Regions from separate parts of the Homo sapiens genome. Here all the other regions are linked to region 3. A link is an interaction called in ENCODE POLR2A ChIA-PET data of the cell type or tissue named here. Cell type or tissue: MCF 10A. All regions are shown on one strand. Each heading gives the region's core, and the rest is flanking DNA. Links, peaks and the distances in the headings are about the cores only.

Evidence for each region. ChIA-PET counts read pairs that join two places held together with the same protein. Peaks named below come from ENCODE experiments on the same cell type or tissue, not always from the same donor. Only the 100,000 strongest peaks of a DNase experiment are listed, where the experiment ranks them.
Region 1: POLR2A ChIA-PET joins it to region 3 with 22 read pairs; 19 of 35 experiments call an interaction of 5 or more read pairs at or near these places.
Region 2: POLR2A ChIA-PET joins it to region 3 with 13 read pairs; 16 of 35 experiments call an interaction of 5 or more read pairs at or near these places.

What each region holds. Positions count from the first base shown.
Region 1 is chr14:75,249,437-75,259,835 of GRCh38, reverse strand. No RefSeq gene overlaps it. Among named protein-coding and RNA genes, the nearest start is that of FOS, 24 kb to the left of the region's middle. RefSeq lists enhancers at 715-1,693, 1-2,115, 2,393-2,892, 2,787-2,956, 4,691-5,890 and 3 more. In MCF 10A, for the core only: no CTCF peak of the experiment used is centred there; DNase peaks (open chromatin) are centred at 1,535, 2,445, 4,705, 5,195 and 1 weaker place.
Region 2 is chr14:75,273,411-75,283,809 of GRCh38, reverse strand. It overlaps FOS (Fos proto-oncogene, AP-1 transcription factor subunit), which reads right to left and starts at 4,982. Exons shown (of 4, transcript NM_005252.4): 1 at 4,687-4,982; 2 at 3,682-3,933; 3 at 3,143-3,250; 4 at 1,580-3,027. The coding sequence starts at 4,827. The coding sequence ends at 2,386. RefSeq lists enhancers at 1,993-2,552, 2,553-3,112, 3,139-4,064, 4,651-4,710, 4,065-4,992 and silencers at 5,081-5,140, 5,491-5,580, 6,309-6,818. In MCF 10A, for the core only: no CTCF peak of the experiment used is centred there; DNase peaks (open chromatin) are centred at 5,009, 5,299, 6,669, 8,769 and 1 weaker place.
Region 3 is chr14:75,130,134-75,140,532 of GRCh38, reverse strand. TMED10 (transmembrane p24 trafficking protein 10) reads left to right here. Exons shown (of 5, transcript NM_006827.6): 4 at 4,647-4,773; 5 at 5,527-9,064. The coding sequence ends at 5,648. Among named protein-coding and RNA genes, the nearest start is that of NEK9, 8.3 kb to the right of the region's middle. In MCF 10A, for the core only: a CTCF peak has its summit at 7,965 (motif pointing left); DNase peaks (open chromatin) are centred at 5,672 and 7,932.

The DNA.
Region 1 (10,399 bases), core at 966-8,965, 120 kb before region 3:
GGGATTCTTTGGTATCTATTCAGGTTACAAGAAATCTGCCCATCTCTGGGTGGGAATACGGATAAATGATGTCATTCAACAGAATTAGGACCAGACGGGGAAATGTATCCAAATCCTGCAGGGGGTAGCACTGAATGCAGGCTTTAGATATGGAAAGGCCTCCGAGTGCTCTCAAGCATAAACAAGAGTAACCGTGAAGGCAACACAGTTTCTGGGATGTGACTGAGAGGGTAACGGCACTTCTGAGATGTGCTGGGGGGTGGGAGCAGGGGTTATAACACCAAATATTGGGTTGTGACAGACGCCGGGCATGAGGGCCATAATTCCCACAATGGACTAGAGCACAGTGGAACTATGTCATCTGCTGGGCTGTAATCGGTAGGAGCAAGCTGCACGTTCAGCACGTTTTCTCCTGGATCCCATCCTTGGCGACCGATCTAGACCTCAGCCTCCAGGATCTGTTAGAGAAATAAACAAGTGGGAGACAACAACCAAAACAGCAACACAGTCGAGCGGGCGCGGGAGACGAAGCTCCGCCTTTGGAAGCCTCGGGCCAATCAGAAGCCTGTTGCTGGGGCCCGGTGTTTGGCCGCCTGACGTTCCCATGGAGACGGAAGAACGTTACACACCAAACACTGGCGACGTTGACGTCTATGCATTATATCCATGGAGACGACAGAGTAAACGTCATCCCCCCACACTTCCCCGCCTCCCTTAGCGCCAGGGGCTGAGGGAGCGACGCAGGCGTCGCCGTCACGTGCTGGACGCCAGGAGCGAAGCCCGGTGGGCGGGGCCTGTTGCTATGACTGCAGCTGCGGCTGTTTGGAGCTGCAATTAGAAAGTGCTGAGGTGGCAGTGGAGCCAGAACCGATTCTGGAACAGCTTCTCCCGCCCCCGGGCCAGAGAGGGTTCCCCAGCCCCTGGAAAGCCAGGACACCCCCTAGGCTGTCCCAGCACGCCTCAGCCTCAGGTCCTGAGCCAACATCTCTCTGCGCTGCCTGTGAATCCAGACTGTGACTCCAGACTGAGGGCCAAACCGAGACCACTCCCTCCACCGTCAGTTGGCCATAATTGTCAGGGTGACCTCCCCGACCGACCGTCTCCACCGACCGTCTCCTCCAGACAGCAGCCCACAGAACAGCCACCGACCAAACTGCCTTGCCCATGAGACAGGAGCAAAACCAGCTTAGAAAACTTTCCCACTGTTGGAGTAAAACCCAGAATTCTCCCAGAAAGGAGAAGCATAAGGAACTTTGAATTTATCTTTTATACTTTAAAAGCAGCAGAACTTGAGACATTCATTCCTCGGAGCTTTGTTGAAGAATTGAGGAAGGGGTGCTTAATAATCCCATTCAAGAATAGTTCCTCTGGAAGGGAGAGAAAACTCAGAAATCCCTGAGTACTGTGATACTCCAAAATGGGAAGGCCTGGAAAAACCTAGGTCATTAAAAACTGAAGCTTAAATTTCTACATTGCTTAATTTTGTCTCAACTGCACAAGCCAACAGAGTGTGAGAAATCTCTCTGCGTGCCAGCCTCCCTTTTCGTCACACAACTCTGGAAACAGTTATAGGAAGATTGCAGCAACAAATTGTAAACAAAACCAGGTCAAGAAACAGAGGAGAGGGCCAGGCAGGGTGGCTCAGGCCTATAATCCCAGCACTTTGGGCAGCTGAGGCAGGTGGATCACCTGAAGTCAGGAGTTCAAGACCAGCCTGGGCAACATGGCGAAACCTCCTCTCTAATTAAAAAATAAAAAATAAAAATAAAAATTAGCCAGGCTTGGTGGCGGGCGCCTGTAATCCCAGCTACTCGGGAGGGTGAGGCAGGAGGATCGCTTGAAACCAGGAGGCGGAGGTTGCAGTGAGTCAAGATCGCGCCACTGCACACTCCAGCCTGGGCGACAGAGCGAGACTCTGTCTCAAAAAAAAAGAAGAAAGAAACAGGAGTGAAAAGTTGAGATGACCATGTGAAGCCAGCCAACCTGAACAAAATGTAACTTTTGAATGATAAGGCACAGCTGAGCGGCCCAGACTTTGAATTTTCTCCAAATATCATGATCTTCCATCCTGGCTGAATTTAAATGGTGTCTTTTGTATTTGGGGGAAAGCAGAGGGGATATTATTTGCTGGAATTAAAAGCAAGCCATTTGGGTGAGCACATAGTCTGTTGCAGATGGTGGAGGCATAAAGAGGGATTTCATGTAAATGAATGGCATTCGGAGTTGGCCTGGGCTTTCTGCATTCCTCCACCAACACATATCCAATCCCATTGTCTATCTCTGAGAAATCAGCACCTCAGGGTCCCTTCCCTGTTACTCCATAGTAGCCCTCCCTGGGCCCCCATTCAGATATTTTGCCACCTGTCCACAGAGCATATCCGTTGCCTTTCAACATTCCCTTGCTCCATCCTCTGACCTACCTATTACTCACTTCCCCGACATCCTTCCCTAAACACTTCTTGACTCCCTTCCCACTCAATTGCCACTCCCCAGGATTTTACCCAGTTGATCATTGCTCCCCAAACCCTTGCCCCATCCACTCATCCCCACCATAAAGTTTTTCATGTCTGGTCCTTACTTAATAGAAGACAGTAGCTTATTGGAACTTCTGTCCAGTTCCAAGCAGAGGAAGAAGGGCACAGTGAGTGGAACAAAGCCATGATCAGCCCTTCAGGAAAAAAAAACCCTGGCCGGGCACAGTGGCTCACGCCTGTAATCCCATCACTTTGGGAGGCAGGCGAATCACTTGAAGCCAGGAGTTCGAGACCAGCCTGGCCAACATGGTGAAACCCTGTCTCCTAAAAATACAAAAGTTAGCCAGGTGTGGTAGTGCAGGCCTGTAGTCCCAGCTACTCAGGAGGCTGAGGCAGGAGAATTGCTTGAGCCTGGAAGGCAGAGATTGCAGTGAGCCAAGATCCCACCACTGCCCTCCAGGCTGGGCGACAGACTCTGACTCAAAAAAAGAAAAAAAAAAAAGGAGAAAAGAAAAAAGAAAAAAATATTGGCCGGGCGCAGTGGCTTACGCCTGTAATCCCAACACTTTGCGAGGCTGAGGCGGGTGGATCACCTAAGGTCAGGAGTTCGAGACCAGCCTGGCCAACATAGTGAAAACCCGTCTCTACTAAAAATACAAAAAATTTAGCCGGGCGTGGTGGCGCACACCTGTAATCCCAGCTACTTAAGAGGCTGAGGTAGGAGAATCACTTGAACCTGGGAGGCCGAGGTTGCAGTGAGCCGAGATTGCGCCACTGTACTCCATCCTGGGCAACAAAGTGAGACTCAGTCTCAAAAATAAATAAATAAATAAAAATAAAAACAAAAACCCAGATAGTAGTTGAGATTCATGCTATATATCCAACCATAATGCAGATTCTGCTTATTACAGGATTATGGGCAAGGTAGCAATTTACTAATTCTGGTATTTTCAGGGAAGAAATGACAATTTCTACTTTTTTCTGTCAACGAATGGTTAAGCTAGACTTCTCTTTTCTAAACTCCACCTAGAGCATAAAAGCAGCTGGAAAAGAGAGAAACTTCAAATTCAGGTTAATGAGAAAGCCTGATTTATGGGTAGATTAGATTGAATCAGTTTTTGACATGGAAATGAAGTGGTTTGTGTTTTGTTTCAGATGGGAAAGCACTGATGCAATTTACCTCTAGGCACAGAAATAACCCATTTTAGGCCTGGCATGGTAGCTCTTGCCTGTAATCCCAGTACTTTGGGAGGCTAAGGCAGGCGGATCACCTGAGGTCAGGAGTTCGAGACCAGCCTGACCAACATGGTGAAACCCCGTCTCTACTAAAAATACAAAATTAGCCAAGCATGGTGGCGCATGCCTGTAATCCCAGCTACTAGGGAGGCTGAGGCAGGAGAATCACTTGAACCCGGGAGGCAGAGGTTGCGGTGAGCCAAGATCATGCCGTTGCACTCCAGCCTGGGCAACAAGAGCGAAACTGTCTCAAAAATAAAAAATAAAAATAACCCATCTTGTCATCTAGAAAAGAAGTGGAACAGCAGTCCTTCTTATCTCCCTACTTGAAACGCAGAGTTAAGTTCGAATAAGATGGTCGTATTTACTTTGCCATTCTCTCTCTTGAGGTCTCTCTTTCAGTCCTTCAGGCTAATCAAGGACCCAGCAAGCCACTGACACAGTGTATGAGAAGGAGAAAATAAAGGCAAGATTTATCTAATACTTTTGATATGCTAGGACTATGTAGAGTACTTGAGAGTACTCTATGTGTTATCTCGTTTTATCCTGTTAATATCCATGAGAACTAGGTCTTCATGTGCCCACTTTTACAACGGAAGAAACTGAGATTCAAGTAGTTAAGTAAGTACAGAGCCAGGACATCTCCAATGATGCCATGGAATGCATGGAAAACCTCCACTTGGATCATTCCACGAGCTTTCTTTTCCATAGGGAGACTCTAGCCCCCTTTTCCAAACTTTTTTCTTTTTCTTTTTTTTTTTAAAGAAGGGAAGATTGTGAGATCTGCTAGAGCTTCATGAAAAGGTGCTGACACCACAAAGAACACAAATTCATCCCTGCCTTCTGGGACTAGCCTATATTTCCTCATTGGCTCAAGATCCAAGGAGGCAAAGAGAGACATGCCCCAGAGCACACGCAGCAGAAAGGTTTGGGTGGTTCGGGGAGACTCTGACCTGCCCCAGGCTAGGGAGGGCACTACCTGAGTTCAACAGCTCCCTGGACAGCTCCACACAGATTTATCTGCAGCTGTCACTTACAACCAGCTCCTCCTTCCTCTTCTCCCTCCTCCCCAATGCCTGACCCTGCAGGGAAGCACGTCCAGCACGAATTCTTTCAAACCTCAGCTACCTTTAGGATTTTTATGTGTCTGAAGAGTTCCCTTCTTGACAAGCAGCATTAGTCAAGTCCAGTAGGTGGGAAGGGCATTTCCCGGTGATCCTGGGCTTGGAGGAAGGGGAGACCCTTCTCCCTCCCGGCTTTGGCAAGCAACCATAGAGAGGTCCATGTGGGTGGCAATGAATACAGACAAGCCAGAGGGGTTCTTGCTGGACAGGAATGCCCACGGGCCACACCTTCCTCAGCCCTCAGAGCACTTCATCATGTCTGGACCCGTGAATGGGGTGGCAGTGCCAGGGAGTGGGTTCTCCCAGTGTCTGGCTCCAACAGCTGGTTTACTGTGATGATTCTATTTGTGTTCCCTGTGTTCTGTTTGGCTTGGCAGCAGGGAAGGAAGAGGGCAACAGGTTCACTCCAGTTTGTACTGGGTTGTTCCTGCAGCCACACCCGGGCATTAAAGCAGGCGGCTTGCACCCTGGATGCCTTTACCTGGGGGCCCTTGGTGTGCAAAAGCAAAGCGTGGGAAGTATTTCCTTTTCATGGGCCAGCCAGGTGTGGCTGGCATTTCACCTATTCCTGTATTACTAACGTCATCCAGATTCAGGTCAAAGGGCAGGTTTCCTAGACTCCCATCACGCTGAGATCCGGGATCAGGGGATGGTTGATCAAGTCCATTTGGGCTGGATTACCTGAGTTCCTACTACTCATGGACACTTAACTCCTGCTTCTAAAACAAAATCTGTCCAGGCACAGTGGCTCATACCTATAATTCTAGCACTTTGGGAGGCTGAGGCAGGCGGACCACTTGAGCCAAGGAGGCCTAGACTGCAGTGAGTTATGATCATGCTACTACACTCCAGACTGGGAGACAGAGCAATACCTTGTTTGTTAAAAAAAAGAAAAGAAAAGAAAAGAAAATTCTGGACCAAGCGCAGTAGCTCATGCCTGTAATCCCAGCACTTTGGGAGGCCAAGGCGGGCGGATCACCAGAGGTCAGGAGTTTGAAAACAGCCTGACCAACATGGAGAAACCCCATCTCTACTAAAAACACAAAATTAGCTGGGTGTGGTGGCACATGCCTATAATCCCAGCTACTCGGGAGGCTGAAGCAGGAGAATCACTTGAACCAGGGAGTCGAAGGTTGCGGTGAGCCAAGATCACGCCATTGCACTCCAGCCTGGGCAACAAGAGCGAAACTCTGTCTCAAAAAAAAAAAAAAAAAAAAAATTCTGAGGTCAGGCAACTGTGCTGTACCTTGAAGGACTGGTGTCCCCAAAATTGAAATATGGTCTCTCCTAAAGCATACAAATTAGGGGTTCTTTTTATACAAGGTGGTAGCTTTCAAGGAAAACAGACTTCAAGGTCAAATAGACTTAGTCTAGAACTCTGGATTTGCCCCCTTACTTAGATGAGCCTCCATCCAGAACTAAAATCTCTAGCATGTGAAAAATAACAGCAAATATTTATGCTACTACATGCCAGGCACTGTTCTAAGCATTTTTGTAAAAACTCATTTAAGCCTCAAAACAACATAAAGAGGTGAGTAGGTGAGTAGATTATTGTCATCCCCTCTTACAGATGAGAAATGGAGGCAGAGAGGTTAAGGAGATTTTCAAAGGTCACACAGTTGATAAATGACAGTGCTAGGATTCAACGGAAGGAAGTCTGGAACCCATACGGAAGCGGAACCAGAACCTCTGGAACACATCTCAGAACCAGAATGGTAGCGATGTTCCTGGAGAGCCCTGCTGTGCCGGTGGCTAGATGCCTTAGACAGCAGACACAGACACAGCACCCCAGACCCGCCCTGTCATCTCTATGCTTCCCTTCTGAGGCTCCCAAGTCAACTTTGGAAAGGGCCTTTCTTTTTTCTGAGACAGGGTCTCGCTGTCTTTCCCAGGCTGAAAATCACTGAAATGCAGTCACTGAAATGCAGTGACTTTATCCTAGCTCACAGCAGCCTTGACCTCCCAGGCTCAAGTGATCCTCCCTCCTCATCCTCCTGAATAGCTGGGACTACAAGCCCCCACCACCACACCAGGCCAATTTTTGTATTTTTTGTAGAGATGGGGTTTCACCATGTTGCCCAGGCTGGTCTCAAACTCTTGGGCTCAAGCGATGGCCCGCCTTAGCCTCCCAAAATGTTGGGATTACAGGTGTGAGCCACCGCACCCAGCCAGAAAGGGCCTTTCTACTAGCCTAAACATTGCCCTTGCCCTGGACCCTGGGGCAGCCTTCCCTTGAATGCAGGGATTTCCTGGCTGAAGGTCACAGTCATGGTCATCCAGCCAGATCAACGAAAGGATCTTCAGAAGTGCACTAGCTTCCATGGGCTCCTCACCTGCTCCAGGGGCAAGAACAAGGCCTAGCATTATGACGCTATGGACCTGTCATGAATGAGCATTCTTCCCGGCAGGCAGGCTTATGCCTCTCTGTGCTCCTTCACACGCTGGGGGCCGGCAGAGCCAGGCTGGCATGCTGGGCATAACCAAGCATGTCGAGCAGGCAAGGCCACAGACAGCCCTGCCCTGAAGAAAGTGGCCATGACCTAGACAGCTGAATAATGAAACCATTTCCTCTCCAGGAGAGACCTGAGCACATGGCTGCAGGGCCTGGCAAAGCCATAGGCTTTGTTCCTGGGGCCGCTCCCTACCCGGATGAGATAATGTGCATTGTGGGGCTTGAGACAGTTAGAATGACTTCTTAAACGGAAGCAAGGTGTAGTTCATTACCATCACCCACGTTTACTGAGTGCCAAGTGTGCTTTATGTGACTGATAGGAATTCGTTTACTTTGTCCTTAAAACAACCCTGTGAGGTAGGTTCTTATACTATCCCCTTTGACAGATGAAGATATGGAAGCACAGAGATTGCTCGAGGCCAGGGGTTCAAGAGCAGCCTGGGCAACATGGCAAGACCCAGTATATATATATATATATATGTGTGTGTGTGTGTGTGTGTGTATTTTTTTTTTTTTTTTTTTGAGACTGAGTCTCGCTCTGTCACCAGGCTGGAGTGCAGTGGCGCAACCTCAGCTCACTGCAACCCCCACCTCCCACTTCAAGCAATTCTCCTGCTTCAGCCTCCCAAGTAGCTGGGACTACAGGTGCCTGCCACCACATCCAGCTAATTTTTTTGTATTTTTAGTAGGGACGGGGTTTCACCGTGTTGGCCAGCATGGTCTCAATCTCTTGACCTCATGATCCACCCACCTTGGCCTCCCGAAGTGCTGGGATTACAGGTGTGAGCCCCTGCGTCCAGCCTTCTATATTTTTAGTTTTTTAAAAAAGCAGTAGAGGCATAGAGAAGTTAACTTTCCCAACTCAGCACAGGCAATAAATGAGATTCAAACTCAGAAATGGCTGACTTCCCAGACTGTGCTAAACTATCTAAAGCAAAATGGAGGCCCTTTCCTCAGGGTCAGTGAAGACACAAGACCAGAGAAGGGTCTTGAGACGCTTCCATATTAGGCTGGGGATCCAAGGCCCTTGTCCAGTTACTGGGGACCCTTGGGACCATAGCCCATGCCTCCAGAAGTGTCATCTGATCCAACTTCCAGGCTCTCACTGGCCACTCTGGAGCTCAATGAGCCAGAGATGGCTCCACTAATCCCTTAGGCTAGCTAGAGCCATACTACAAGTTTACAACTCAGCTGGAACCTGGCTGGCCCCACAAGAACAGCAAAGGATGGGGACAGAGAGTGGGTACAAAACTGTGACTGTCTTACTTCTGGGTATTTGTCAGGATGTGGCCTTGTCCATCTGGGCTGGGGCTCTGTTTGTGACTGGGACAGCATCGTGCTATAGGCCAAAGCTTAAGCTCCCAAGACACCCTTCTATTTCTTTACAGTGCCTCTTCTCCCTCTGCTTCCTCCTGATAAAATACACATATCTTAGTAGCATTTGACAACACCAGCCCTGGAGCTCGACTCCCTGGGTTCAAATCCCTGCTCTGCTACTCATTGCAAACTATTTATCTTACGAGTTAATCTTTCTGTGCCTCAGTTTCCTTCTCTGCAAAATGGGCACACCAATACTACCTTCCTTATACTGTTGTTGGAGGACAACAAGATAAGGTGTGTGGATGGCAAATGCTTGACAAACAGTAGGCATTAACGTGGTGGTGGTTTATTATATATTTGCTTCCTTCCTTCTCAGTATACTGAGATAAGTTTATTGAACGCTGGCTATAAGCTACAACCTACTGGGCTATTGTTTGTACTCCTCCTTCCATGCCCTCCTACCATCAATTCTTAGGTTAGTCCTTTTTTTTTTCTTTTGAGATGGAGTCTTGCTCTGTCATCCAGGCTGGAGTACAGTGGCATGATCTCGGCTCACTGCAACCTCCACCTCCTGGGTTCAACCATTCTCCTGTCTAAGCCTTCCAAGTAGCTGGGATTACAGGTGTGCACCACCATGCCTGGCTAATTTTTGTATTTTTAGTAGAGATGGGGTTTCGCCATGTTGGCCAGGCTGGCCTCGAGCTCCTGGCCTCAGGTGATTTGCCTGCCTCGGCCTCCCAAAGTGCTAGGATTACAGGTGTGAGCCACCGTGTCGGCCCGTAGGTTAGTCCTATATGGGGAGATTTGGGCTTAAAAGGAAAAACCAAAAAATAAATAAAATAAATAAAAAAGAAATCTAGGAATAGGCACTCCTGGAACGGGACAGAGGTCCCATTAGACTGGGTGAGGGGTCTTTGAGAAATACCTTAATGCCAATTGTCTTCACAATTTTAATGGTTCAACATGCGAAGGGAGCCAAGGCTATTAATTTGTAACAGCTGCAAAGAAATCATGTCAACACCTCAGTATAGATTCTCTCTGTGGGCACAGAGGTTAGGTTGAAAGTCATGAGACCTAAAATAATTATTGAGCAACAGCATTGTAGGGGATTACTGATGGCAAAATAAACAACCTTCAACAGAATCCACCCCACTTGGTTGTATCCTCCGGGAGACTCTCACCTCCTTTTTTTAGATTGTCATCTCAGTCTGACTACAAACCATGTCTTAATAGATAAAGCTTTGATTCCACCTCTAACATAAGAGCAATACAAACCCACATGCCTACTAAATATAAGTGGCTGATGATATGGGCCTAGGATAGAAAGTGAGCAACTTAATGGGTGAGTTCATGCCGCAAAGGAGAGTCAAGGTGAAGGGGTACCTTATCTCAAATCTGAACAAAGACGTATATTTCCTGTGAAGTCTGATGAGAAAAAGAAGAAAAAAAATGTGGTTTGACTCCATCACACAAAGTAAGTCACAGTGGGTCCTGCTCTGCTGTAGAACTTTAAAGCCTGAGCGGCAGGCACATTTGTGGTTTGGTTGTGTTATCCGATTCTGCGGCTGACACACGCTGCTTTTAGTTCATGGCTGTAGAGTTTCCAGTCTCCCTTGGGCTCTTACGTTATGGTTTCAGGTTTCAGCGTGGCCACACACCTCTCTCCACTATTCAGGTGGAACAGCTGCAAGGGTTCCCCCTGCAAAGAGATCATAATAATAGCAGTAGCTGCCACTGAGGCCTGGCCCTGTGCCAGATGCTGCTTTGTTTTGCATGGTTTCATTCTTTATGCC
Region 2 (10,399 bases), core at 1,669-9,668, 140 kb before region 3:
AAACAGGGATCCTAAGGCCACTGTCATCACAAGTCTAGCAGAAACAGCACCCCAAGTGGTGTGTGATATAGGAGTGATCTAAAGAGCGGTAAGTTGCTTTTAAATGTCCATTTTTATGGGAGGGGCAGAGATATCATAGACGAGAACATCAACCTCAGTAAAACTGTCATTTTGAATTAAAACTTTTAACTCGGTTGAATATGACACCCCATAAGCACCCAGTGATTTTCATTATCACCAAAGCATTAGAAGACTGGCGCTGAAGCTCTTCTTCCACCCAGTGTGTGTGAAAACATAGTGCATGGTGCCTGCATGATACTCGCGAGCAGAGGCAGAAGGGCGGTCTCCTTTCCCTGTGGTTTGTACGTGTGCATGTGTGTGTAAGTGCCCCATTACCAGAGACGTCCCGGACAAAGGTCACGTTCTTCCTTAAGATGATAAAGTTTCTAAGTTAAAGCTTGTTCAGAGTCATGTTGACTTCTCCTTCTTGAGCTATTATGTAACTTTTTGTTTGCAGAACGATCAGCCATTATTTGTGCTGTTTGAGATATCTTTTGATTTCTGAGCAACTTTTTCTCCCCCACTTCCGCCCACTATAAACTGAATGAAGGGCATATGGTATTAGAGAAACCAGAAACCACAATGCATTTATTAATAAGGGATAGGGCAATAGCCCTCCTTCCCTTTCGAGAATAAAAGAGTACAAAAAAATGTACACATTAGTGAAAACTTTTTTTTTTAAACAGAGTTTCAATCTTGTTGCCCAGGCTGGAGTGCAATGGCGCAATCTCAGTTCGCTGCAACATCCGCCTCCCGAGTTCAAGTGATTTTCCTGTCTCAGCCTCTCAAGTAGCTAGGATTACAGGCATGCACCACCACACCAGGCTAATTTTGTATTTTTAGTAAAGACGGGGTTTCTCCATGTTGGTCAGGCTGGTCTCGAACTCCCGACCTCAGGTGATCCGCCTGCCTCGGCCTCCCAAAGTGCTAGGATTACAGGCATGGGCCACCGCGCCCGGCCTGAAAATTTTTTTTAACCAAGTATCAAGAGGCAGTTCAGCCTGCTGGATACGATAACGAGCAGGAAGATTCTAATGCCGATAACGGAATATCAAGAAAGTTGTTTATTCTAACCATTCTTCAATTTGCTCATCTTTGAAGTAGAATAACCCTCCACGTGATTTTGTGAGAATAAAAAGTTAAAATAGTCTGTACAAAGCTAGGTTCTGTTTGCTTAAAGGGTTCCTTTAAGATCAAAACATCTGAATTTAATATTAGCACAACAAAATTTAAATATTTCCCCCTGCGAGTACTGAAACAGAAAAAATGTATTCCCACAAAAGCTGTTACACAGCGGTTTCCCGTCCCCAGAAGCAGTAGAAAATCTTAGCATTCCAATGGAAGGCATGTATTTGTAAAATATTCTAAAATCAGCTCTATAGTTTCCTTGTCCTCTTTGATAAGGGATCAGACAGAGGGTGTGTCCCCCTCCAGCAGCTACCCTTCTTGACAAACTGGTCTCCAATAATACCTTTCAGAAACTTACAAGACTTCCAGAATGAAAAGAGCACAAGGTTGGTCGCATTCAACTTAAATGCTTTTATTGACAATGTCTTGGAACAATAAGCAAACAATGCTTAAATTTTTCATTCAAATTCACTTTCCACATGTCAAAAGACCTCAAGGTAGAAAAAAATAAAATAAAAATATAAATATCTGAGAATCCATCTTAATAAATAAATTAAAAACACAATAAAACGTTTTCATGGAAAACTGTTAATGTCAGAACATTCAGACCACCTCAACAATGCATGATCAGTAACATTACAATGAACATTGATGTTGAAGAAAAACTACAGTACATGGATATAGCTATTTATTTCTATCTACCAGAAAATAAAGTCGTATCTTTTCTTAGTATAATATTGGTCATTTCTAATCAGAACACACTATTGCCAGGAACACAGTAGTTATTGTTAAAATCAGCTGCACTAGATACAATTTGAAAATATCCAGCACCAGGTTAATTCCAATAATGAACCCAATAGATTAGTTAATGCTATGAGAAGACTAAGGAGAAAGAGAAAAGAGACACAGACCCAGGCCTGGCTCAACATGCTACTAACTACCAGCTCTCTGAAGTGTCACTGGGAACAATACACACTCCATGCGTTTTGCTACATCTCCGGAAGAGGTAAGGACTTGAGTCCACACATGGATGCTTTCAAGTCCTTGAGGCCCACAGCCTGGTGTGTTTCACGCACAGATAAGGTCCTCCCTAGGTCTACAGGAACCCTCTAGGGAAGATGTGTTTCTCCTCTCTGTAATGCACCAGCTCGGGCAGTGGCACTTGTGGGTGCCGGCTGCCTCCCCTTCCCTGCCCCCTCACAGGGCCAGCAGCGTGGGTGAGCTGAGCGAGTCAGAGGAAGGCTCATTGCTGCTGCTGCCCTTGCGGTGGGCAGCTGCACAGCTGGGGAAGGAGTCAGCCTCGGGGTAGGTGAAGACGAAGGAAGACGTGTAAGCAGTGCAGCTGGGAGTACAGGTGACCACCGGAGTGCACAGGGGCTCCAGCTCTGTGGCCATGGGCCCCATCCCCAGGGAGCCACTGTGCAGAGGCTCCCAGTCTGCTGCATAGAAGGACCCAGATAGGTCCATGTCTGGCACGGAGCGGGCTGTCTCAGAGCCACTGGGCCTGGATGATGCTGGGAACAGGAAGTCATCAAAGGGCTCGGTCTTCAGCTCCATGCTGCTGATGCTCTTGACAGGTTCCACTGAGGGCTTGGGCTCAGGGTCATTGAGGAGAGGCAGGGTGAAGGCCTCCTCAGACTCCGGGGTGGCAACCTCTGGCAGGCCCCCAGTCAGATCAAGGGAAGCCACAGACATCTCTTCTGGGAAGCCCAGGTCATCAGGGATCTTGCAGGCAGGTCGGTGAGCTGCCAGGATGAACTCTAGTTTTTCCTTCTCCTTCAGCAGGTTGGCAATCTCGGTCTGCAAAGCAGACTTCTCATCTTCTAGTTGGTCTGTCTCCTGTATACAGAGGGATAAAGGAAAGCATAAGACACAGTCTTACTCAAGGGCCCTTATGCTCAATCTCCAACTTTCCCCTTAAGTTTTAAAAAGGAGCAACCCACAGAGTACCTACCGCTTGGAGTGTATCAGTCAGCTCCCTCCTCCGGTTGCGGCATTTGGCTGCAGCCATCTTATTCCTTTCCCTTCGGATTCTCCTTTTCTCTTCTTCTTCTGGAGATAACTAGAATAATCACAAAAAAAGACCGACATTCAGTAAAAGTGTCTGCCATCACCTCCATTCACCCACCCCAGTAGAACTGGCTCCTGCAGCTTCCCTGCTTCCTGGCACCCCACTGTGAAACCATTTCTGACCTGCAGTTGCAGACTAGGTGTGACTTGCATTTAAAATAAGATCCTCAGCAAGAGAACAAAGAAGAGCCCAGTCTGAAAGCATGCGGTAAGAAACTTAGGGAAGAAACTATGAGAGTACTTCTTAGGGTGAGACTCAGAGTCTGAGTTGGGATGGAATGGGCTTGGAGCCAGGGCTCCCAGTTACGGATGTGCAGCCAGCCCCATCAGTGGCTTCATCCTCTGTACTGGGCTCCTGCATCTCCGGGGCTGCTTCCCACCCAGCCCCCACATTCCCAGGAAGAGTACGCTAGAGTTCCTCACCTGTTCCACCTTGCCCCTCCTGCCAATGCTCTGCGCTCGGCCTCCTGTCATGGTCTTCACAACGCCAGCCCTGGAGTAAGCCCCAGCGGAGGGGGCGGGGACTCCGAAAGGGTGAGGGGCTCTGGTCTGCGATGGGGCCACGGAGGAGACGAGGGCGGGCTGCACCAGCCACTGCAGGTCCGGACTGGTCGAGATGGCAGTGACCGTGGGAATGAAGTTGGCACTGGAGACGGCCAGGTCCGTGCAGAAGTCCTAGAACAAAACAGAAGGGGAAAGCCGACGTGAGCGAGCAGGTTCCGGACACAGGTGGGGCGAGTTCCCAGTGCCGCATGCAGCAGTGAAGAGAAACGATCCTGCCACGGACATTTCATCTTAAATGTCCCTCATCCTGGATGAAAGGTCTCCCCCTTTTCCTCCCAGGCATTCCGCAGCGCAGTGCCTGTCTCTTCCATCCTGCCGCTGCGTTCCCGTTATCCCTTCAGCATCACTTGCTTGAAAGGGGGTTTGTTATAAATATCCCTGACGTCTGCGCTGACGCAGGCGCCGCTCCGGAGTCTCCAGAATGAACTCGCTTTTTATCAATGAAACTGCCTTACACACCCGCCCGCTGCACCCTCCTCCCTCATCCCTCCTCCGTGCTCCAGGCTGCCGGGGGAGGGGGGATTGCCGCTTTCTGCCACCTCCCCGGAGAAGCCAGGCTCTAGTTAGCGAGTTTGTGCTTGGGACACGTCTGCTCCAGCTAATGTCAGAGATCCGTCCTGGAGTGCAGACCAGAGGTTGCTCAGAACGAACCTGCCTCCCGAAGGGGGAACCAATTCTTACTATGGCAAGCGTGCGTGCGCTCAGAGCAAGTCCCGAGCCCCCGAGCCGGCACCGCTCCGGCCACGGCAGCCTCCCTCCAGGCACAAGGGAGCCCCCTACTCATCTACTGGAGCGTCCCGCCCGGTGTCTCCTCCTCCGCGACCCCAAGCCCCCGGCCCCGCGGCGACGGGAAGCCAGCCTTACCTGCGCGTTGACAGGCGAGCCCATGCTGGAGAAGGAGTCTGCGGGTGAGTGGTAGTAAGAGAGGCTATCCCCGGCCGGGGACGCGCTGCTGCAGCGGGAGGATGACGCCTCGTAGTCTGCGTTGAAGCCCGAGAACATCATCGTGGCGGTTAGGCAAAGCCGGGCGAGGGGCCGAGGGGCGGAGACAGGTGGGCGCTGTGGAGCAGAGCTGGGTAGGAGCACGGTCACTGCTCGTTCGCTGCGCCGCGGCCGCCGGCTCAGTCTTGGCTTCTCAGATGCTCGCTGCAGATGCGGTTGGAGTACGAGGCGCCGCAGCCACTGCTTTTATAACAAGCGTTTTATGAATGAGTGTAAACGTCACGGGCTCAACCACGGTGGCGCCAGAGGGGTGGCGCGCGGGCCTGGGCGCTTCTGCGGCCGCCCGGCTGCGTCCCCAGCGCTCGCAGCTCCCTGCCCCCGCCTTGGCGCGTGTCCTAATCTCGTGAGCATTTCGCAGTTCCTGTCTCAGAGGTCTCGTGGGCCCCCCAAGATGAGGGGTTTCGGGGATGGCTCCCCCCAGGGCTACAGGGAAAGGCCGTGGAAACCTGCTGACGCAGATGTCCTAATATGGACATCCTGTGTAAGGGGGGAGGGATTGACGGGAACTGCTCGCGGGCTGCAGCCAACACCGAGGGTGCAGTGCGGGGGGAGGCGGGGGCCGCGGCTGGGGGAGGGGAGGCGGGAACGGCGCAGAATGAGAGAGAACATTCGCACCTGGTTCAATGCGGACCCTTGTTCCCGAGGTCGGGGGGGATGGGGCAGAGAGCGCCTTTTTACCCTTGTACGGAAACTGAAGACAGTTCTGAGGCTCAGAGATAGGAGAAACGGCATCGAGTACAGGACCCCGAGGACTTAAGCCTCGGCTCCCGAAGGAATGCGCCCCTACCCCCATCCCCAATTCTAGCCCTAATTCAGTGCAAAGCGTGGAAGCAGACCTTCATCCCCTAACCTCCAGCCCTCGGGCTCGAGCAATACTAGCACTGTTCCTGCGTTTGGAAGCAGAAAGTGGAGGATCCAAAATAAGAGAATACGATAACCTACTTTACGATACTGGGTACTTTATTTATTTATTTTTTTAAAGAAGACAGCGCATTTATTTATTTATTTTTCTCGGCCATGTGTGGGAATATTAAGGAAACTGTCAAATCCCTGAGACACCAGCAGATAAACACTGTGCAAAACCTACGTGCGAAGACATTTGAAGGGGGTGTCTGCCCGGTTCTGAGCTGGGCCCCAGGGGTAGGGAGTGCGAGGTGTGGTTATGTGGGCAGGGTGGTCAGTTCGGGATGACAAGGCGGGGTGTGCTTCCTGCGGGGAACTCAAATCTGCGCTGAGGGCTGGTTCGGTCCCGCCAGGAAGCTGTGCTTACGGGAGCCCGCAGCGGGTGATTTTCCAGCGCGGACTTGGAGGGTGGAGGACGGGGGCTGGAAGGACAGTGTCCAGCTGCGCCTGGGCGGAATACCTCGACTGCTGGGACCCCAGGAGCGGCTCCACGTCCTGGAACACGGGGCTTTGGGGAGGCAAGGTGCTCCAGAGTGTGCCACGCCCCCCAATCTCCTGCCCTGCTGCGTAGGACAGCCGGGGTCACGCTGCCGGGGCTCAGCCCCAGCGCGCTGGCCACCTCCAGGGCGCGAAGACGCATGTCCCCGCACAGCCCCGGTCTTCCCTTCTCCACTCTTCGGGCCCGGGGGTCGGGGCCCGCGGTGGGCACCTGGAGAGGGGCGAGGCAGGATGAGGCCGGCGGGCGGATAGTTCGGGGCGCGCGGGGAGCCGGACCGCAGACCTGCCTCCAGCCGCCGCGCCCGGGAGCCAGGAGATCCTGCTATAGATAGTAACAGGGAAGCGGCTGTTTACAGCAACACAGCGCCGCCAGGGCCGTCTCCAGGCAACGCCGCGCGGCCGGGCGCGCCGTCGGCCTGGCGAGGCCACCCTCCCTCCCAGCTCCCCTGGGCCGCGGCCTCCCCGGCCCGGCCGCGGCCGCTCCCGTCGCCTGACATCATCCGCCGGGTCCGGGGGCTGAGCGGCCCGCGCGAGGCTGTGCGCTAACCTCCATTCTTAGAGATCCAACCCGGCAGGAGCGGGGAGGGCAGGAGGCGGGGATTCGTGGAACTGGGCCACTTGCTATTTTTGCATTCCCTGTCACAGGCAGAGGTGAAAACAGAATTTCATCATTGTATGTCATTGGTTTATGTTGGTGGGAATTTAGGCGCTTTTTTTTCTCACTCATAAAAAGGGAGGGAAACGGAAAAACACACATAATACGTAAACACAGATTCCTTGGAGCTGCTCTGAATCCTAAAGCAATTCTGCGGCCTTCGGTACTTCTAATTCTATCCTTGATTACAGAAAGAAAGAGGGGGACGGGAGGGAAAGGGGTTATGAAGCCAAATACATCTCTCTTATTATTAATATTAGCTTCAGACAAAATAGGTCAAGCTTTGAATTCCTGAGTCTGGCCATGACTGCCATTCACAACTAGATCTCAGGCCACTTAACAGGAAACCTGACTGGGTGCGGTGGCTCACTCCTGTAATTCCTGCACTTTGGGAGCCCGAGGCGGGTGGATCACTTGAGGCCAGGAGTTCGAGACCAGCTTGGCCATCATGGTGAAACTCTGTCCCTGCTAAAAATACAAAACAGCCGGGTGTGGTGGCGCACGCCTGTAGTCCCAGCTACTCAGGAGGCTGAGGCAGGAGAATTGCTTGAACCCGGGAGGCAGAGGTTCCTGTGAGCCGAGATCGTGCCACCGCACTCCAGCCTGGGCAACAGAGCAAGATTCTGTCTCCAAAAGAAAAGAAAAGAAAACCTAGAATGATTTGATTTACTTCCCTTTCAGGTCCAAAGCATCTCGGCCAATACCTAAAAGATGTGTCAAGATTTTATATCCAGGATTTATCTCAAATACACTTATCCTGCCTTTGCCAATTAAAAAAAAAAAAAAGAAGAAGGGTCTTTGAGTGAGCCTATTTCCTCCAGATAGCTTAACTCTTTCCTTCTGGCACCATTATGACCAGAGTTGGAGACTTACTAAATCCATCCTCTGGAAAGGACAAACTAAGTCCATCCTCTGGAAAGGACAAACCATTATTTAACAAATAATTTTGTTCAATTATTTATTTAACAAAACTATTGACTGGGCTGGAGGCTGGTGCTCACTGTAATGAAGAGGGTAGGCCTGTCCCGACCCTCAGAGAGATTCCAGTCTCATAGGAAGACCAACAAGTCAATCGAGCTTACAGGGTAGCAGTAAGTGGTTTGAAAGAGGTAAGAAAGGGGTGCCAGGCAACACAGAAGAAGGCTTGGAAACAGGTCCCAGAGGAGGTGACTGCAATACAGAGATGGGGCTCAGATCCTCTGTCCTCTGGATAATGGAATGATAAAGATTGAGTAAGGCCAGAGCATCATCCAGGCAAACCAAGTGCTCAACCAGAAGCCACAGTATAGGCCAATACAATCTCAGACTCCCTCTCCTGCCCCACTAACATCCGAACCTGTGATCATTCTAACATATTCTCACATCTCAATCTGCTCATGGTATCCATTTCAGGACTGCAAAATCACATTCTAAAAAGTGGAGCTCACACAAGGTAGCCTAAAAATGAAGACAAATCAGAACAAACATGTGAAATTATTTTTGCCATTTGCAGATCTGCAGGTCAGGGTGACTTTGAGACAGGTGCTTGTGTGCCTCCGTGAGCACGGCGCTGCCTTCCAACAGGGCAGGGATTTCATGCTCTGGACAAGTCTGAGCATATAAAACCAAAATGTGTGTAGTTCATGATTATCTATGTGCTGAGTTCCTCCTATCTGGGGATCCAAAAGTGAAAAGGAGGGTAGAATTCCACATCTGAATTTTAACCCAAATTGAAAAAAAATTCACTTTCCCTCTACAGTGTTTCCTCATCCGATAGACTTTTCCTACTTTGCACTCTCCCTGTGGCACTTGAAGGAGACCTGACCCCACACTTTTGAAGTCAGTGCACATTGTTTAGCCTGGTGTTATTGCAACATTAAGTGAAAGGCTGCTGTCTGTACCGCCTACGTAAATGCTGCCGCACACAGCCCATCCCCAGCATGCAGAAGTAGTTGTTTATTTGGGGAAGTCTGGTCTAGTGGTGAAGGGTTGTGGTCAAAGCACGGGACCAGAAGTCAGGAAGATGCATATACCGAAATCAACTTAGACTTGTTTGGTAACTTTTCGCCTTTGTCTTGTTCATGTGCTGATATTCACTTAGGATCTAGCACAGTGCCTGAAACATAGTAGGTGTTCAATAAATACCCCTTTTCTTTTTCTTTTTCTTTCTTTTTTTTGAGACAGGGTCTCACTCTGTTACCCAGGCTGGAGTGCAGTGGTGTGATTATAGCTCACTGCAGCCTTGAACTCCTAGGCTCAATGCCCCTACCTCAGCCTCCCAAGTAGCTAGGACCACAGGCACATACCACCATGCCCAGCTAATTTTTTATTTTTTGTAGAGATGGGGTCTCGCTATGTTGCCCAGGCTAGCCTTAAGCTCCTGGCCTCAAGTGATCCTCCCACCTCTGCCTCCCAAAGTGCCGAGATTACAGGCGTGAGCCACCAGGTCTGGCAATAAATATCTCTTGAATGGATGAATGAATGCATGTCCTCATCCAGCCAAGGTGAATGTAGACGGTTGTGCTTTTTGGGTACTTAGAAAGCAAATAGATAATGTTCTTTAAATCTTTGGAAAGGCTGAACAGGCTCTTTTATTCTGGGATATGAATAGGCAAAAATTGGGAAAGACAAAATTACAAGATGTTTGGGCTATTTTCAGCTGGTACAGCCTCTGTGTATAAAGAACACCCCAGTGGTTCATGATGAAAGATCAAACTTACCCTTGTTCCTGAGCCCCATGAGAAAGACAGCTAGTGCCCATATATAAATACCACATTGTCTGCAATGACAATGACCATGTTACCACTACCCTTTAATTTATTCATTCTAAATGTCTGGACCCAACAAGAGAAAGAGGCATTCCACAATTCCTGTGGGACTCACACACACGTGAGCCCAGTGAAGGGTCTTAGGAGGTCGAGGTTACTCATTCGATGGCTCAGACCGTGAGCAAAAAGATTGCCCCTATTTAGAACACTGGAGGCACAAGATTACCATGCCACCCCCCCCCCACACACACACACATGCCACTACTGCAACTAATTAGTACTAGAGATTTAGCCTCTTTGAGAAAAACTGTTTTTTCCTTCTGAACAACTCTTGGCTTTTTGACAGGAGAGGATGATTCAATGGGATCCCCGTCCTTCTGCTAATGTGAGCATTTAAACAAAGCTCTGTGTGGTCCCTGAGACATGCTCCATCTGGAGCTGAGGAAACTGGGGAACAGTGGCAGTGCCAAAGACAGGCACACTGCAGCCCAAGCCTGAAACATCTTTTGCAGCCACCAGCAGTATGGGAAACTGGTTCTGTCAGTGTTGCAGAATCTTGCTTTAGAAACAAGTGCTCCCTACCAGCAGACAAGCACAGCTTCTCCAGGCTGTCAGCTCCTCCGATGTCCTGAGCTGACCTTCTGCAGCTCCGGCGGACTTAGCTGCTGAAATTCCAAAGGAACCCCGTCGACGTCACTAAACCTACAGGACAAAAACACACCCCAAGAAACCTCAATTCCAGGGCTCCCATCCAATGAGAAAAATCTCATAA
Region 3 (10,399 bases), core at 1,593-9,592:
TTTCACCATGTTGGCCAGGCTGGTCTCAAACTCCTGGTCTCAAGTGATCCATCCGCTTCAGCCTCCCAAAGTGCTGAGATTACAGGCGTGAGCCACCACACCTGGCTAATTTTTTTCTTTTGTAAAAATAAACAGGCCAGGCCCAGTGGCTCACGCCTGTAATCCCAGCACTTTGGGAGGCCGAGGAGGGCGGATCATGAGGTCACAAGTTCGAGACCAGCCTGACCAACATGGTGAAACCCTGTCTCTACTAAAAATACAAAAATTAGCTGGGCGTGGTGGCACGTGCCTGTAATCCCAGCTACTTGGGAGGCTGAGGCAGGAGAATCTGGGTGACAGAGCAAGAGTCCATCTCAAAAAGAATAAACAACAGAAATTTATTTCTCATAGTTCTGGAGTCTAGGAAGTTCAAGATCAGGGTGCCAGTGTGGTCAGGTTCTGGTGAGGGTCCTCTTCTGAATGCATACTGCCTCCTCACTGTGTTCTCACATGGAGGAAGGCGGAATTACTTTCCTTAATAGCATTTAATTGTTAAGTCCGTCAGATTTTGGTGGTTTGAAAAGATCTTTGTTCTTTGATTTCCTCCAAATATTATTTGGATTTCTAGGTTTAGATTCAACATAGAAATATATCCATGATTGTTGTTTTTTACTATTGAGTATCCATGGTGTACTAGGTGTTTGGAATGGCAAGCTAGATTTCAGTACTGTTTTAGTCTCTTGAGATTTCTTTAAGATTTCTAGATTTTAAATTAGTATCATGAGTGAAGGTACTTATTAGGCAAAAATGGCTTCTAGGAAATGAGACCAAAATGAGACCTTCATCCCACTAATGAAGGTCTGAAAATAATTTTCTGGATGAAAGATGGGATTCAATAGATTTTTTTTTTTTTTTTTTGAGTCGGAGTCTCAGTTTGTCTCCCAGGATGGAGTATAGTGGCATGATCTTGGCTCACTGCAGCCTTGACCTCCCAGGCTCAAGTGATCCTCCTGCCTCAGCCTCTCGAAGTATTGGGATAACAGGTGTGAGCCACCACGCTTGGCCTCAGCAGAGATTTTGTTGAGGAAATAAAATCAACTTTGAAGATAGGAATTTGACTGTTTGGTTATGAATAGAGGTGTAGAGTCTGAAGTAGCACCTGTACTAGAAAAGGGGTTGGGAATTGAATGATTAACTAAACAATGTGGAATACTAGCTGTGTGGAATGCTGTGCAGCAGTTAAGAATAAGATGAATTGATAAGCACTGACATTTTTGGAAAGATCTTACTAAATGGAAAAAAGCTATAGAACAATGTGTGTAGTATGCCATTTATAAATAGATTTTAAGTTATATTTTTCTGTGTACATTTACATACAAAAGCATAGTGTCTCAGAAGAAAAGGTGTGGAAAGATAATACATCAAGTTTATAAGCATCTTTACCTCTGGAAAGCAATGTGGGAATTGAGGAACCATGAAGGTAGACTTTTGGTTTATATTCTCTTTGCTTCTGGATAGTTTAAATTTTTAGCCAAAGAATATATTTATGTGTTGGTTGTACAACTAAAAAATAAGTTTTATTACTGGAAAGGGATTGGGAACAGCTTGTGGGGGGCTGTAATCTACAAAAGCCATCTTCAGTACCAGGTTTAATTCCATCATTGTTTTTCGGGTTTTAGGTCTCTGGACTATTGTCCTTTAACAACAACAACAACAAAAATAAAAAAAAAAAAAAAAAAAAGAAGCAAAGGCTGTGGGATTCAGTAGGCTTTAAAGTAATTTTTTTTTTAATATCATTTTCAGCTGGCAGAGGCACAGCCATAGTTTCACTTCCAGTTTCTTTTGCAAGTTTCTATTTAGGGAACTTTAAATAATTTATCTCTAAGAAGTATCATGCCATTTCCTTTATACTGTCTCATTTAGGAAGCTCTGAGTGGGGAAGTATAGAGCAGGAGGGAAGATGTTAGACTAAGGTTCAGCTTGTATAGCTCCTGTATTTTTCTTGAGGAATTTTTTTTTGTTCTGCAGCTCTATATGAGATCAATGAACAGATATATATTCTGGGTTAATGACAAAACCTGGCATTTGGCCATTCACTTAGGAAAGTTAGCTCTGTGCATTAACTATTGGTTAAATCTTACACCCAGAAGCTGTTCTGCAGTTACCAGTCACACCGTTAACTCTAGCCAACATTTTACAAACGCAAGAAAATGTGCTTCTGGTGAGAGAAAACTGTAGGTGTATCATCGCAAGTCTATCACCATATTTTTATGGACCTTAAATATAAACTCAATTTTTACATCCCAATTTTAACAGCAGTTTGTTTTATTTTAAATAACTTTTGTTCATCACACATTTAGTGAAGAATATAATAAGAAAACATAAAATAAATGCCTCCTATTCATCCCTTGTTAACTGCTGTTAACATTTCACAAAGAAAAGGACAAGGACAATGAATTGAACAAAGGAGAGAAAAAAAAGTGGGCCATAGGGAATGTACAGTAAATAGGGAGTAAAGAAGCAGATATATAAACAGAATTATTAAGGCCAGGTGCAGTGGCTCACGCCTGTAATCCCAGCACTTTGGGAGGTCGAGGTGGATGGATCACCTGAGGTTAGGAGTTCAAGACCAGCCTGGCCAACGTGGTGAAATCTCATCTCTACTGAACATATAAAAATTAGCTGGGTGGGGTGGCACACACCTGTAATCCCAGCTACTCAGGAGGCTGAGGTGGGAGGATTTTTTTGAACCTGGGAGGCAGAGGTTGCAGTGAGCCAAGATCATACCACTGTACTCCAGCCTGGGCAACAGAGTGAGACTCCATCCTTAAAAAAAAAAAAAAAAGAAAGAAAGAAACAGAATTTTTTTTTTTTTTTTTGAGATGGAGTCTCGCTCTGTCACCCATCCTGGAGTGCAGTGGCACAATCTCAACTCACTGCAAGCTCCGCCTCCTGGGTTCACGCCATTCTCCTGCCGCAGCCTCCCGAGTAGCTGGGACTACAGGCGCCCGCCACCACGCCCAGCTATTTTTTTTTTTTATTTTTAGTAGAGACGGGGTTTCACCGTGTTAGCCAGGATGGTCTCGATCTCCTGACCTCGTGTTCCACCCACCTCGGCCTCCCAAAGTGCTGGGATTACAGGTGTGAGCCACCACACCCGGCCAGAAACAGAATTATTAAAGAATTCTCTATGTGGAAACTTTAAGAGCAACTGGTATGTAAAAGTTTTAAGATCTGGAAAGCTGGCCGGGCATGGTGGATCACGCCTGTAATCTCAGCACTTTGGGAGGCCGAGGCAGGTGGATCACGAGGTCAAGAGATCGAGACCATCCTGACCAACATGGTGAAACCCCATCTCGACTAAAAATACAAAAAATTAGCTGGGTGTGGTGGCGCACGCCTGTAGTCCCAGCTACTTAGGAGGCTGAGGCAGGAGAATCACTTGAACCCAGGAGGCAGAGGTTGCAGTGAGCCAAAACCACACCACTGCACTCTAGCCTGGCAAGAGTGAGACTCCATCTCCAAAAAAAAAAAAAAAGATCTGGAAAGCTCTGGTGGTGTATCTCATTTTAAAGCAAAGCATAATCTAAGACTGATAAGAAAAAAACAATAATGACATCTTTGCTGGTGTGACAGATGCCTCTAGTTATTAGATACTCTTAAGAGTTTTCTTAGGGGTCTAACTTGAGAGCAGAAGACAGTTAATTTCTTTCTCACATCCTTCATTCCTCAGCATACAGGGAATTCCTTGAAGATTTCTTTTGATAACTGGCTGTGTCATTCTAAAAGAAAAAAATACATAAAAAATTCAGTGCAGTTTTCTCACATCTGAGCTCTGATATTAAACCTTAAAGTTGTTGTAGGATTTATATGAACCAGAATTCTCTAATTGTGTATTTTGAATTATTACTTTAATGCTATAACAACACATGCTCACATTCCTATGTACTGTCAAAGGTTTAATGAATTTAGTGGTTTTTCTTCTAAAACCAGGTTTGACTTAATATGACTCCCACATTTATTGTATTAACAATAGTTTACTTCTTAGACATGAGTGGAAGTGCAAAGTAAAGTGCTTTACTAAAGTCAAAAATCAGCTGGGCATGGTGGCTCACACTTGTAGTCCCAACACTTTGGGAGGCCAAGGCGGACAGATTGCTTGAGCTTAGGAGTTCGAGACCAGCCTGGGCAACATGGCAAAACCCCATCTCTAGAAAAAGTATAAAAATTAGCTGGGTGTGGCAGTGCATGACTGTGGTCCCAGCTACTTGGGATGCTGAGGCAAGAGGATTGCCTGAGCCCAGGAGGTCGAGCCTGCAGTGAGCCAAGACTGTGCCACTGCACTCCAGCCTGGGCAACAGAGTAAAACCCTGTCTCAAAAAAAAAGTAAAAAATCTTGAGACAATAGTATATCTTACTTTATAGCCTACGGTTATTATATTACTTCTAAGATTTTAGTCAAAATTAAAGTATCAAAAAAGGTCTGAAATGGAAAGATATAGTCTATAGGGAAAGAAAGAAGCCCAAATTTTAAAATATGTTAGGATGATTGATAGGAGAGAATTTAAATCTGGTGAAACTTTAAAAAAGACTTCTCTGTTGCCTTCTTTATGTTCTTGACTGAAGCGATGTTTTCAGAGAGCTGAAAATATTCCATTCTTTTCCAGATTGCAAAAGTTGAGAAGCTCAAACCATTAGAGGTAGAGCTGCGACGCCTAGAAGACCTTTCAGAATCTATTGTTAATGATTTTGCCTACATGAAGAAGAGAGAAGAGGAGATGCGTGATACCAACGGTGAGGGGGAAGGCGACTCTTACTTCTTAAGTGACCCATAAATGAGACAGTCTCCAAACTTTCAATTCTGGTGTACCCTTTTCTCAGTTTTGCCAAGGTGGGTATATGGAGGGGAAATTGCTTGCTTCGCTGTTGTTGCTGCTAAAGGTAAATGAGCCTTGTTAGATTTTCAAGAGAGTAGAAACTCCTACTGTGATAGGCAGGTGACAACATCCTCAATTAGTCTATACCCACATCAAACTGATAGCACCAATCTTTGTAATTTTCAACATTTATATATAGGATAATGAACTTTTATTTTTATTTATTTACTTATTTTTGAGATGGAGTCTCGCTCTGTCGCTCAGGCTGGAGTACGGTGGTGCGATCTCGGCTCACTGCAACCTCCGCCTCCTGGGTTCAAGCAATTCTCCTGCCTCAGCCTCCCAAGTAGCTGGGACTATAGGCACAAGCCACCATGCCTGGCTAATTTTTCGTATTTTTAATAGAGACAGAGTTAGCCAGGATGGTCTCGATCTCCTGACTTCATGATCTGCCTGCCTCAGCCTCCCAGAGTGCTGGGATTACAGGCTGGGATTACACCATGCCCAGCCAGGATAATGAACTTAAAAAGAAAAATTATCTGAAATCCTACTGTTAGACCTAGGGACAGAGTGAAGTTAATTAATTGCCTTTACCCACCTCCCCTGCCATTGTTTAGCCAGCTGAGGAGGCTCACTTCATTATGTTTACAATGCTTTTGTTTTTTTTTAGAGTCAACAAACACTCGGGTCCTATACTTCAGCATCTTTTCAATGTTCTGTCTCATTGGACTAGCTACCTGGCAGGTCTTCTACCTGCGACGCTTCTTCAAGGCCAAGAAATTGATTGAGTAATGAATGAGGCATATTCTCCTCCCACCTTGTACCTCAGCCAGCAGAACATCGCTGGGACGTGCCTGGCCTAAGGCATCCTACCAACAGCACCATCAAGGCACGTTGGAGCTTTCTTGCCAGAACTGATCTCTTTTGGTGTGGGAGGACATGGGGTACCACCTACACCCAACAAGTCAATGAGGGACTTCTTTTTAATTTGGTAGGATTTTGACTGGTTTTGCAACAATAGGTCTATTATTAGAGTCACCTATGACAAAAAATAGGGGTTACCTAGATAATGCCAAAGTCAGCATTTGTCCTGGGTTCCCTTGTGTGATCTGTTTGGACTATGTTTTCTTTTCTTCTCCCACTTGCTCAGCAGCTTGGGCTTCCATTCTAGTTCTTTTACCAAGATTTTTGTGTGACCATGTTGACTTCATTTGGATTGCCCTCTTTCAATTTCCTTGTGAAAACACCCTTAACTTTCTCTTTACCCTTAGCTGAAATGTTTACATAGCTTCTGGTGATATCTTTTCATGATTTTATATCTCTTAAAATGGTGATGGATGTGACACCTCATAAAAGTGAGCTTTGAACTGTAGATAACTCTTAAAGAAAATGTCATTTTAGACAATTAAAATATTTGTGCTCAACTGCTTGAACTTTTTTCGTGTATGTGTATTTAATTCTATGCAATATTATCACATGTGTAGATTCATGTGACCACCATCACAAGAGACAGAACAGTTCTGTCACATGGATCCCTTGCACTGCCCTTTTACAGCCGCAGCCACATCCCTTTCTTATACCCTCACCCCAACCTGTGGCTACCACTGTTCTGTCCTCCATCTCTGTAATTTTGTCATTTCAAGAATGTTGTATGAATGGAATCATACAGAATGTAATCTTACGAGGCTGATCTTTTTTCATTCAGCATAATTCCCTTGAAATCCATCCAAGTTGTTGCATGTATGAATAGTTTCTTCCTTTTTTTCTTTTAAAAATGTTTTATATATTTAGGGGGTATAAGTACAGATTTCTTACATGCATATATTGCATCGTGGTGAAGTGGGGGCAGTTCCTTTTGATTGCTGAGTAGTATTCCATGGTATGGATGTACCACAGTTTGCTTAACCATTCACCCACTAAAGGACATAAGAGTTGTTTTCAGTTTTTTGCCCTAATAAAGCTGCTGTGAACATTCATGTACAGGTTTTTATGTGAACATACATTTTCATTTTCTGGGATAAATGCTCAAAAGGGCAACTGTTGGGTTGTATGGTAAACACATATATTTTTGTAAGAAACTACCCTACTCTTTTTCCAGAGTGGCTCTACTTTTTACATACAGCCACTCATACAATTCAGACAGCAATGTATGATTGATCCAGTTTCTTCACATCCTCACCAGCATTTGGTATTACTACTATTTTTTATCTTAACCATTCACATAGATGTGTGTAATGATACCACATGTGGTTTTAATTTGCATTTCCAATGGCTAATGATGTTGAGTATCTTTTTGTGTGCTAATTTGCCATCTATGTATCCTCTTCGGTGAAATGTCTTCATGTCTTTTGTCTATTTTCTATTTAGGTCATTTGTTCTTTTTACTATTGAGTTTTGAGAGGTTTTTTATATATCCTAGATAAAATTCCTCTGTTAGATATGTGGTTGCTTGAATTTTTAACATAACTTCTACCAAGGAAAAATAAGTAAAATTTCCAACCCTTGCATGGCCAGTCACTTACTTAATTCCTGTCCTTCAGTGTTCCATCTAGAGAATTAAGAGATATGATGTATAAAATAGACATCGAGGGCCATTAAGAGAGTAAATACTTAAAAATACATGTTATGAAAGCAAAGCCAATAATCACTGTAGGAGTATGAGTTGCCTAAGGGCCAAAACTAATGTAAATAAGAGAAAGTGTGGATATAAATGACCATTGTTTATAAACAGTTATGAAAAATGCTGTGACTTGAAATCTTTCCCACATCTCCCAAGAAAGTAGGTAGGAGTTTATCCTTTCCGTAATCTCTTTTTAACCCTGCTGACTATTACAGGGCTTGTTTAATCACAGTGGCAAGAATTACATGTATCTTACAGTAAAGAAACAGAATACTGGAATCGTTAGAGAACCCTGATGTGTTGACCTGGATAAAGTACAAAGGTGGAAGAGGGAATGAGTTATGCTGTTAAAATCTCAGGCTATTCTGTTAATGTTCCTGCTACTATGAACCCAAACTTTTTTTTTCCCCCTTTTGACTCCTTGTGTCTTCCTCTCCTGTGGCATAAAAGTAGTTCTGTCGTTAACTTGTACAACATTGCCATCTGCTGTTGAGAATTGGTAGGTACTGCTTCTGAGAACCTGGCTGCAGATCCTTAGCATAGGCAGCAAATGTTGAGAAAGTCTATCTGTAGTATTACATATACTAAGTTACAGAGGATGCATCCAAGTAGAGAAAATAATATGTGGGTTAAGATACATCCTTAAACTTTTTTTTTTTTGGGGGGGGGGGGACGGAGTCTTGCTGCAACGCCCAGGCTGGAGTGCAATGGCACTATCTCAGCTCGCTGCAACCTTCACCTCCTGGGTTCAAGCAATTCTCCTGCCTCAGCCTCCTGAGTAGCTGGGAATATAGGTGCACACCACCATGCCTGGCTAATTTTTGTATTTTCAGTAGAAGCAGAGTTTCACCATATTGGCCAGGTTGGTCTCGAACTCCTGACCTCAAGTGATCTGCCTGCCTCAGCCTCCCAAAGTGCTGGGATTACACGCGTGAGCCACCACACCCAGCCTCCATCTTTAAACTTTTAAATGTGAAATTTCTATCATGTACCGTTAGCCTAACAAGATTTTCTTTCCTATTTCTGACTGGTGCCTTTCCCCTTTTTAGGAGCAACGAAAGCTACTCTCTTAGTTATGTTCTTGTGATGTGACAAAATGTCAAGAAGATAGGAGAAGAGAATATTTTATTTCGTTGATGCTTTTGTTCCCAAGTGTGACCCTAAACTTAAGCTTTGTAGGAGTTGACATTCTTTCATGTCCCTTCCCTTTACTCATGCCGAAACTATCAACTGGGACATTTTGTGCTTTTGGTTTAAAAGTTAATTGATATTATACTTTGGTTTTATCTAAAAAGTAAATGTATTTGCCTTTGACAAAAGACTGACACAAGAGCAAATAAGCTTTAAAATCGGGTGTTATGTGCTTTCCTCCATTTTTGAGCATATTATCCAAAATGGTCTGTATAATATAAATGAGAATGATGCAGTTTAAGTAAGCCTTGTTATACCATTGTCATGGACCCCTGTCATAAAGCCATTTCTTGGTTTGTTTGGGAAAGAGGCATATGGGATTTATACAGATTCACTTGTAAATGTTGGATTGGGGATTTTTGTGTAAATTTTCTCAAATAAAGGCTAGCAGAAACCATTTTAGGTGTACTGTTACTCTTGAGTACTTCTATGTCTGGATTGGTGATAATTCTTCCATATTTCTCTTTTAAATTATGGCAAATTATACCTGATGAATTAGAGAAAAAATATTGTTATTCTTCAGTTACTGCAGATCGATAGTTTATATGAGCTAGTAAAAGATTATCATATTTTGTATGTAATATATGTAAATTATATATATATATATAATTAAGAATCCTTAATTATGCATCCTCAGACCAAATATGGTTCTGTAAGCTAGGCATTTTATTCTCTTTATCTTCTCTCTTTTGGAAACTGTTACTATTAGGTTCGCACAAAAGTAATTGTGGTTTTTGCAATTAAAATTGCAATTGCATAGAATCACTCCTACAGAGAGCCATCTCCCCTGCCTTTCATTCCTAAAAGACCCCCACCCCCCACCCCCGGTATATGAATCCTCAGGACTCACTTTTTAGGCCTATCATATCCAATGCAAAACCCCACTCCAGGAGGTAAACGTCTTTTCTCCTCTCCTTTCACTTACAGTTGAACATTTTTCACAAAGCGACTTTCCAAGAGCCAATATGAAGTGCTTTGCACACCCACTGGCTGGCCTCTTATTTATCCTCTTATCTCCATTCTCCCTCAAATAAATTTTATTATGAATCCATAGTGTGTAAAGTAGTGGTTCCCATTATTGGGGTATAATTTTTTTTTCTTTTCTTTTTTTTTTTTTTTGAGACGGAGTTCACTCTTGTTGCCCAGGCTGGAGTACAATGGCATGATCTCGGCTCACCACAACCTCCGCCTTCCGGGTTCAAGCAATTCTCCTGCCTCAGCCTCCCGAGTAGCTGGGATTACAGGCATGTACCAGCACGCCCAGCTAATTTTGTATTTTTAGTAGAGATGGAGTTTCATTATGTTGGCCAGGCTGGTCTTGAACTCCCAACCTCGTGATCCACCCACCTCAGCCTCCCAAAGTGCTGGGATTACAGGCGTGAGCCACCGTGCCCGGCCCAATACATGCTTTATAAATCATTTATTTAGTCTGCTGCAGTGGTGTCTCATAAAATGTTGAGCTGCATGTATAATTTTAAATTTTCTAGTATCACATTAAAGAAGTAAAAAACAGGTAAAATTTGCTGATTCTCCAGCCTCCCGAGTAGCTGGGATTACAGGCACATGCCACCACGCCCAGGTAATTTTTGTATTTTTAGTAGAGATGGGGTTTCACCATGTTGGCCAGGATGGTCTCGAACTCCTGACCTCGTGGTCTGCTCACCTTGGCCTCCCAAAGTGCTGGAATTATAGGCATCAGCCACTGTGCCCAGCCGAAAATTATTTTTAGTAG